Regions from separate parts of the Homo sapiens genome. Here region 1 is linked to region 2. A link is an interaction called in ENCODE POLR2A ChIA-PET data of the cell type or tissue named here. Cell type or tissue: PC-9. All regions are shown on one strand. Links, peaks and the distances in the headings refer to the core of each region. The heading gives the core; the rest is flanking DNA. Region 1 overlaps SCAPER (S-phase cyclin A associated protein in the ER). Region 2 overlaps SCAPER (S-phase cyclin A associated protein in the ER).

The links. ChIA-PET counts read pairs that join two places held together with the same protein. Peaks named below come from ENCODE experiments on the same cell type or tissue, not always from the same donor. Only the 100,000 strongest peaks of a DNase experiment are listed, where the experiment ranks them.
Region 1: POLR2A ChIA-PET joins it to region 2 with 5 read pairs; 3 of 35 experiments call an interaction of 5 or more read pairs at or near these places.

What each region holds. Positions count from the first base shown.
Region 1 is chr15:76,431,271-76,435,674 of GRCh38, reverse strand. It overlaps SCAPER (S-phase cyclin A associated protein in the ER), which reads left to right. Exons shown (of 32, transcript NM_020843.4): 26 at 1,365-1,597. Among named protein-coding and RNA genes, the nearest start is that of ISL2, 97 kb to the right of the region's middle. RefSeq lists an enhancer at 757-1,956. In PC-9, for the core only: no CTCF peak of the experiment used is centred there; DNase peaks (open chromatin) are centred at 2,464 and 3,554; H3K27ac peaks cover 1,081 bases.
Region 2 is chr15:76,347,528-76,351,931 of GRCh38, reverse strand. SCAPER (S-phase cyclin A associated protein in the ER) reads left to right here. Exons shown (of 32, transcript NM_020843.4): 31 at 644-695; 32 at 3,196-4,028. The coding sequence ends at 3,299. Among named protein-coding and RNA genes, the nearest start is that of ISL2, 13 kb to the right of the region's middle. In PC-9, for the core only: no CTCF peak of the experiment used is centred there; a DNase peak (open chromatin) is centred at 2,431; H3K27ac peaks cover 1,585 bases.

The sequences.
Region 1 (4,404 bases), core at 315-4,314, 84 kb before region 2:
CCCATGCACTCTTTCTTAGGAAGTTGGTGGAGTAGACCCTACACCAAAATGAGAGAACTGTATGGAAAGAAAAGGAAGACATGTGATCCAAGAAATAAGGGCATCTAACCTAGAGCTGTGTAGTAGGCCTAGAGAGCTACCAGTCTAGGTTAGAGAAAGAGGGTGGCTGATTTCAGGAAGAATGTCTCCTTTGGAGAAGGAAAAAGAATCAGGAATCACTGATGTATATGAACTTGACAGGAAATTTCATTTTGACAAAAAAGATAGACAATTAGTGATACATAAATAGGAAATTCAACATATAGGGAAAAATGATTATCTCAGTGAAACCAAAAATTTTGGACAAAAGGGTAAATATTAAGTAGATTAGCTGTGAATATTTGCATAGTCATAATAGAAAAAACAATAACTATTACTATGCAGTCGATAGTGCTGTTTAACAGATGTTCTGATTCTTTCTCTCTTTCCAAGTACATGATAGGATGACATTTCCTGGCTCCCTTTGTGGTTGGGTGGACTGTGTGACTAGTTCTGGCCAATAAGTTGCTTGTTTTTGCTAAAGATCCCCCTTTTGGATCCAAGTGATCATTTATTCCTCTATCTTTGGTAGAACTGATACAGATAAACAGTGAAAATGAGGCAAAGGCTGGTTGTCACCAAGTAAGTACATTTGTGGAATTTAATATTTTACCAAATATTGTCCCATTCATCTTCTTAGTTGAACTTCAGAGTTGTCCTGGGAGCTAGGGAGATACAGAAAGCAAGGAACTTGTCTCAGATCATACACTGCAGAGCCATGGTCCAAGCTCCAACGTTTAATAACCACGTTACTTGTAAACTATACACAAAGAGAGCTGAGTGTGGCATTATGTACTAGGGAAAGAACTATTTTGCCATTTTGTAGTAGGAAATGCAAATTTCATCCTGATAGAGGAATTCAGGTTAGATTTTTTTAATACACTGTAATAAGAAACAGTGCTGTCATTTTATCTATTTTCTGAGTTCATTTAAATTTTTAATATAATTTATTAAGTATTGAATACTTACAGCATGCCTGTGCATGTTCTAAGCATTTTATATGTATCAGCTCATTTAATAATCACAAAAATTCTATGATACAGGTACTCTCATTATCCTTGTTTTATAGATGAGAAATTGGAATTTTGAAATAGTAACCTTATCCAGGGACATCAGGTACTGAGGGTAAAGCTCAGATTTGAACTTGCAGTCTGATTTCAGAGCCAACACTCTTGAACATTTTAGATTGTCAAAATTACTTATGATTCCAGAAATGTTCTAAACTGTCTCTGCCCATTTTTGGTGGTTTTATTGAAACATATTTACTGTACTTTTTTTTCATCTAGGTTTATGTTCCAGATGAAAATAATACTATTTTGGGGAGAAATACAAATAAACAAGTTTTTGAAGGCTTGACAACTGGACTTCTCAAAGTCAGTGCTGTGGTTTTGGGCTGCCTGATTGCCAATCGACCAGATGGAAACTGCCAGCCAGCTACCCCAAAAATACCAACACAGGAAATGAAAAACAAACCCTCACAAGGTGATCCTTTTAACAATCGAGTTCAGGACCTTATCAGGTAAAATTGCTAGAGTTCTTAAAACTTTGTTCTTTGTTAAGAAACTATATTAAAATAATTTAAATCTCAAGGCCCATGTGATGGCAGTGGTTCTCACAATGCCATTCACACATTCCTGGTAGAGAATACCAAGAATACCTTGTAAATATTTCTCAGATTTATCACCTTCACTCCATTGCTGCTATTAATACTTTACTTCAGATATTCAGGCTCTTTTGCAGCAGCAGACAGCACGTCTGTCTGTCTGTCCCCCACCTTTTAAAAATAAGTTCTTTTTCCTAATTATGAAAGTAATACATGCTCAATGATAAACACAATTTGGAAAACACGGAAGAGCACAATGGATTTTTTAAAACAGTTTTGTAGAGAGAAAGAAAATTCTCTCTTGACAGGAAATTTCATTTTGACAAAAAAGATAGACAATTAGTGATACATAAATAGGAAATTCAACATATAGGGAAAAATGATTATCTCAGTGAAACCAAAAATTTTGGACAAAAGGGTAAATATTAAGTAGCAATATAGGTAGAGCTCAGGTATCATTCTTGGTTGTTTTTTTGTTGTTGTTGTTGTTGTTTTTTCTATCACCCAGTCTGGAGTGCAGTGGTGCAGCGCAACCTTGGCTCACAGCAACCTTCGCCTCCTGGGTTCAAGCAATTCTTCTGCCTCAGCCTCCCAAGTAGCTGGGATTACAGGCACATGCCACCATGCCTGGCTAATTTTTGTATTTTTAGTAGAGATAAGGTTTCACCATGTTTGCCAGGCTGGTCTCAAACTCTTGACCACAAATGACCCACCCGCCTCCATCTCCCAAAGTGCTGGGATTACAGGTGTGAGTCACCACACCTGGCTTTTCTTGATATTTAGATATGTGATGTTAGAATGTGTTCTGCTAGAGCTTTTACAAGTTTCTTGATGTCAACTCTTTCCAACTGAAGGAATTTCTGAGAATTCCCCTATCTCAGTTCATCTCTGGTTATAAATTAGGTTCAGACTTAAAACAACAATAATAGCTACCATTTATAGAGTACCCATTATAGTATAATACCTTACACCTAGTAGGTTAACCTTATAGGGTTATACCTATAGTATAGTATAGTAACCCCTTTAAGTGTAAGGTATTGTAGTAGAGGCTTTGCAGCCCTGTAAGTGTAATATTTCTAACTTAAGCTTTGTAGGTGAGGAAATTGCTCAGAGAAGTTAAGTACTTAGCCCAAGGTTATGTAATAAACAAGATTAAAAGTAGGTAGGAGAGCTGAGAGTGGAATTCATGTCTAGCTGGACTCCCAACACCTGTATGCTTTCCACTACACAAATGTGGCAATTTCTGACACCTGTTCAAGGTCAGCCCTGTTTCCTTCTAAGGTCACCTTCTCTCCAGGGAAATTTACTCCTACTTTGGCATCTGAACTCATTTACCCTCGTTAATTTTTTATTTCCCAACAGAGTTTCATCTGGTGTTAATCAATTACCTGTTCCACCTATCAGCACCTCTTCTGTGTTCTGCACTGATCTCTGGCTCCCCAAATCCATGCAATTTGTTGCTCTCTGAAGCTTATGGTTGGTTAACAGGAGAACAAGAATGCACTCCTCTGTATTTGCTTCTTTCGCAGTTCATAAATTTCTTCTGCTTTCTTGTAGTGCTTTCTTGGGAACAGTTGTTTCATTCAGTAGCTTCCTTACCCTTGATTACTTTGTTCACTTACCCCTTCTATCTGCCTGTCCTCTTTCCTCAAGTGTATTTATTACTGGAGAGCACCAGGCCCTTTGGGCCACAACCATTTATCTTACAGCACTTGACTTTTAGCCTCCCTGGCCTTTCTCTCAGTTGCTTGATCCCATTCAATTCCCCATGTCCTTTTGGTCGTTGTAGAATTTGCCCTCTCTGCTGACGAATGTCATTCTGTCCCTGCATTCTCCCTTGGGCTACCCTGTGATGCAGCAACCCTGCATGCTTGTCATCCAGACAACTTAGCCACATGCCTTAGCTGTGATGAAGCGGAAGATCCATTCAAATGCTTCATTGCAATTCCAGTGGGCCTTCCAGGGGGAAATACGTACATTTTCACATACATTATTATAATTACCAAATCCTTCTTTTAATACCTTCCTTTAGGAGGTATTTTTCCCCTAATACCTTCCTCCTTTAGGAAGGAGCAGTGGTAATCTGCCAAACCAAATAACTCATGTGACTTAAAAATGATGATTGACAACCATACTGCTTCAAAAAATACCATGCCAGTCTTTCTCTGATTTGAACCACTGTTGTTGAATATTGTTTTCTTACAGATAATGCATTGTTATTTGGCTTGGTGAGGACTGTGTAAAACTGCAAACCATATTTCACATCTGCCTAGTTTAGCAAACAAAGCATTTTTTTTTTTTTTTTTTTTTTTTTTTTGCTAATCATTTTCATACTTGCCTTCTCACCTTCCCAGATATGAACTGACAAGAAGTCTCACTCCACTCCCTGTTACAATCTGGGCATTTTTGTCAGTTGTGAAGTTGAGTAGAAAGGGCTCCAGTACAGTCGTTGGAGCTGTTCTCTGGCTGTATCCCTGAAGTAGAGCAGGAGCAGATTCTGACATCTGTCCCTTCCTTCCCCTTATCTGGCATAGGAGAGGTAGGAAGATATCTAAGAGACATGAGATCATTACAGTATTTATTCTTATTATTTTATTTGTTTCAGTCAAGTTTCTGCATCTAAGCCATTCTTGGAAATATTTTTCAATTCAAAGTATGGCCACCCATACTAATTTTGTGCCAGACACTGTAGAAGGATGTGTCAAAAATTTAAAAAGACTTTT
Region 2 (4,404 bases), core at 333-4,332:
TGTAAATGCTAAAAAAAATTTCTTATATTGTTTATTTCAGATAGCATATTAGACTTGTAGAGTTAAATCAAGTGTTTTTCTATAAATAATTGTGCTCAAGAGAATGAATATAGATAGGATTTTAGTTTATAATGTGGTTCCTCAAGGTCTCTTATGTGTTACATTATAACTGAGTTACTAGAAAATGATATTAAAATAGCAGCTGGTTGTCTTAGGTTTCTGAAGATTTACATATTTTATATTACATTTTTCATTTTCCATCTACATGCAAAATTACCAGACTTTAAGATTTAGCTGCAGAATACATAGAGCTTTCATATTTGTACTTTTTAAAAAAATGATCAACACCTGTTGATATTTTAAGATAGTAAATTTGGCTTAAATTTTAGTTTTATTAGATAAAAAGTTGTAATTTCCAAAGTAGGCAGCAAGTTGTCCCCTGGTGATAATTTAGCAAGATGTAAGTCATTACTATTTATGAGAACCTGCACTACGTAACATCAGTTTCTTCAGCGTTTATATTTGGGCCCCAAAATATTCATACAAAAGTGGTTGCATGAATCAGAAGTATATTTAAAGCCACCCTTAGTGAAATTCTCTGTTCATAGCATTGATAGAAAAACACTTTTCTCTCCTCATACAGGATTTGGCACAGACTCCAGGTCAAGCGGAAAACCAGCCTTACCAACCCAAAGGTATGTCTCTATTGAAATTAAATTTCATGTGTTTGTTAGCCAAATGGACATCTTTCTTATCCTTTCCTCTGGAACTGCTACATTATATGTAAAATTTTATACATAACCTAAAAATATTTGAGATTCAGATACCAAGTATATTTCAGTAAGTAAAGAAATCGATTTTGTCATGAAGCATGAATGCATCCAAATATGTATAGAAATCTGTGGGAGTAAAAGAAAAGCACAAATATCTTTGTATAATTTATAATCATCTCATGCAAGATATATTAAATGGTAAATAATTACTAAAGAGCCGCTTTGTAATACAGGAGCCAGATCATTAATACTGGCCCACATTTCTCACATAAATGCTGAAATCACATAGGTTTGGTTCCTTATCCATGTTCAGAATAAAGTTATCAGTAATAGTAGCCCACAGTTTCCCCCCAAGTTCAAGTAGTTGAACTTTTGTTTTGAAAATAATTGTTTTACATGGAGAAAAAGTCATCTAATTGGCAAAGTCCAGGGCAAAAGATTTACAAGTTGTTTTTTTTTCCTATAGCATTCCTGCTGGGGTGTTTGCTGTGATCAGAGTTAGAGATGTAGAATTTTTACCACATTTTTACTTTTTTAAATATTCTGCTACCCAGACTGTAATTGAGAAGTACAAGTTGCTCTTTGGGTGTTATGACAGCATCTCTGATGAATGAGAACCTAATCCAGATCTTCTTCAATTCTTCCATTAGTTTGATAGTCTTTAAAGTGGCCATTTAGAGGTACACTCCCAGCAGGACCCTTTAGGGCACCCACCAAGAAACCCTTACTTGGTGGGGGTGGGGGTGTTACCTTGGACTCTTTCACACACACACACACACACACACACACACAAAGTCCTCTACAGTGGACAGGTGTTGAAAAGTGCACAGAAGAAAATATAACTAAAGCTATTACAATATCATGAAAAGAAAAAAAAAAGACGTTTTATTGACTCAGGCACCCAGAAAAGTTAAACAGAAAGCTATGCAACTTTTCAGAAATTCAAGTCCACATCCTTGTCGGTACCATTTGTCTGAGCAAGAATTAGTCTGCAAGTTCAGTTCTGCCCTGACCCAGTCACAGCCCTTTTTTTGTTTTGTTTTGTTTTAACTACTGGAGGATACTTGGGGAGAAATCAGCAAAATGTGTTACTGTTCTTACAAAACAATTTCATTTTGAATAAATTAAAATGCTTAGAAAAATCTAATGTATTTATTTTCAATTGTACAGCAGTTTTGTTTTGTTTTGTTTGCCACTAAGAAGTATAAGCATTTTTTTCTTACTCTTTCTCCTGATCATAAAGATGAGTCACAATTTGTTACATTGTCTGGAAGACACAGTCCCAGAAGCTGCCTCTCTCTGCTTGGTGGACTGAGGCCTGTGGAAGTCTCAACCTTCTTTCTTTTCCAAGGGACCATCTTCCCTGATTTTCATGCTTTCCCCCAGTTACAGTAGGCTTAACCCACAGAACAGCAAAGGGGGAATTGGTCTCTCCTTTGCTCAGAAAGGGTCATCACTATGTTAATGACAGCTCATAATATGTTGCTTGATTTTTTTTTTAATGATGATGCCTAAGTTGCCAGTTTGCACCTTGGGTATTTGTTCCCCTTTTGCCTAGATTAAGTCCTCATAAAATGTCTCAAGATATTTTGAGTTCATTGTCCAGGTAAACCTTTAAATATAAAAGCAGCTCTTGGTAATACCACATTCCTATTGCCCAGGAAGAATTTTGGTTTTCAAATACCTACTGCCTGTCTAGCTGCAATTGTTTACTTTACCTATGTCACTGGCCAGTAAAGCTCCTATCATTCATTCCTACTGCTTTGTTAGATAGGCTGTGCTATATTTGAATAATTTTAAAGATATACTTAAAACTACATTCATGTTTTAAATTAAATAGACTTTCAGAAAACGTCATCATTTACATACAGTTTTCCCCTTTCATGGCTAACTTAAGGATAGAATATAGGACTGTCATTTTAGTTTGTTCTTTTTTTTGTTTTTTGTTTTTTGTTTTTTTTGAGACAGGGTCTCTCTATGTTGCCTATCCTGGAGTGCAATGGCTACTCACAGGTGCGATCATAGCAAACTATAGCCTCTAACTCCTGGGCTCAAGCATTCCCCCGACTTCAGCCTTCCAAATAGCTGGGACTACAGGCGCGCACCACTGTGCTTGCCTGGTTGCTAATTTTTTTCTCATTGTGGAGTCCAAAAACATCTTTTTGTAATTTATATAGGGGTTAATGTCTGAATATGTTAAAGGACAAACTGGATTGTGGTTAAAATATATGTCATATATTTTATACTACAGATAGATTGATACATATAGATCAATCACCTTATTTACCTAAATTGTGTCATGGTTTATTTGAAGTGGATATCTCCATTTTATACTCAGATATCAAAATAAGTTTAATTTATGAATCTTCAAAGAATTTAACCCTCTTTTATTTAACTTTTTTCTCTTTTATCCCCCTCTCAGGGAAATGCCTTGGTTCCCAAGACTATCTTGAGCTGGCTAACAGATTTCCTCAGCAGGCCTGGGAAGAAGCTCGACAGTTTTTCTTGAAAAAAGAGAAAAAATAAATGTTTTGGTTGATTCTGTATTTGAGTACCCTTGTTAATATTTTAAATTGTCCAAACAAACATTCTAATTGTTCCTTAAGAACTCATTTTCCCATGTTTATACTCTTCCCACACTGTAGATATGGCATGTACTTTACACTATTTATAATGACTGTAGATACTTGAATGTTCTACTTGCTAATTTTGCAAGTTGAGTTTATTTCATTTATGCAGAGTATCTTGGAGTTTGGTAATTTCCATCTTATGATAATATATACTTTGCATTTGTGATATGGGTGAAAGGAGACATAAAATTAGCAAGTCTGTTTTGTTCTTGTAATAAAGTAACTTATTCTGTTTTCATTGTTGACTTTTCATGTTAAGGAAATACGAATCTGAAAGAAAAATGTTAACTCCAGCTCTTGAAGTATCTTAAATAAAGACTTAATTAAAGTTTACCTGCTCTAAATTTAACTTTTTAAGGTCTACGGTAAAGATATTTGCAACACTTTTGCATTCTGACTACATAATATGTTTGGGGGCTATTTGAAATCAACTTAGGGCGTTGTATTCATTGGTCTGCCCGAACTCTCCTAGCAGATAATCCTCTCTTGGCATTGCCGAGCTGAAATTACTCTCCTAAGGAAAAATTAGTGATAAAAAAGATGTGTCCTAGTGAATCACCCTAGAGTATTTTCTCACATGGTTGTGAAATGAAGCAACGCTGAAATAAAAGTCACACAGAAAGTCGCGATGGTTCTGAATGAGTTTCACATAACTCCTGTGCACCTCTCAGTGTCTGCCTGGAGATGTTGACCTTTTCATGTCTTGTCCTCATCGTTTCTTCACTAAGCCGATGGTCAGTGCTAAGCCGTTCACTGAGTGACATCAGTAGTAATTTCTGTCAGATACTGATCAAACATTACCAAGAAAAAAGATCCGGTTGGGGAAAAAGATCTGAAAATGTATTCGACTCGACACTGCGGGGCGGGGAGGGACTGGAAAATACAGAAGTTGTATGTTTTTCAAAAGCAAACTTACCCACCTAGTGTTCTGGACCCTTCTTTTTGGAGCCTCACAGAGCTGCCGGGTTACATATTTGCTATTTTTTACTTCTTTGCAAACA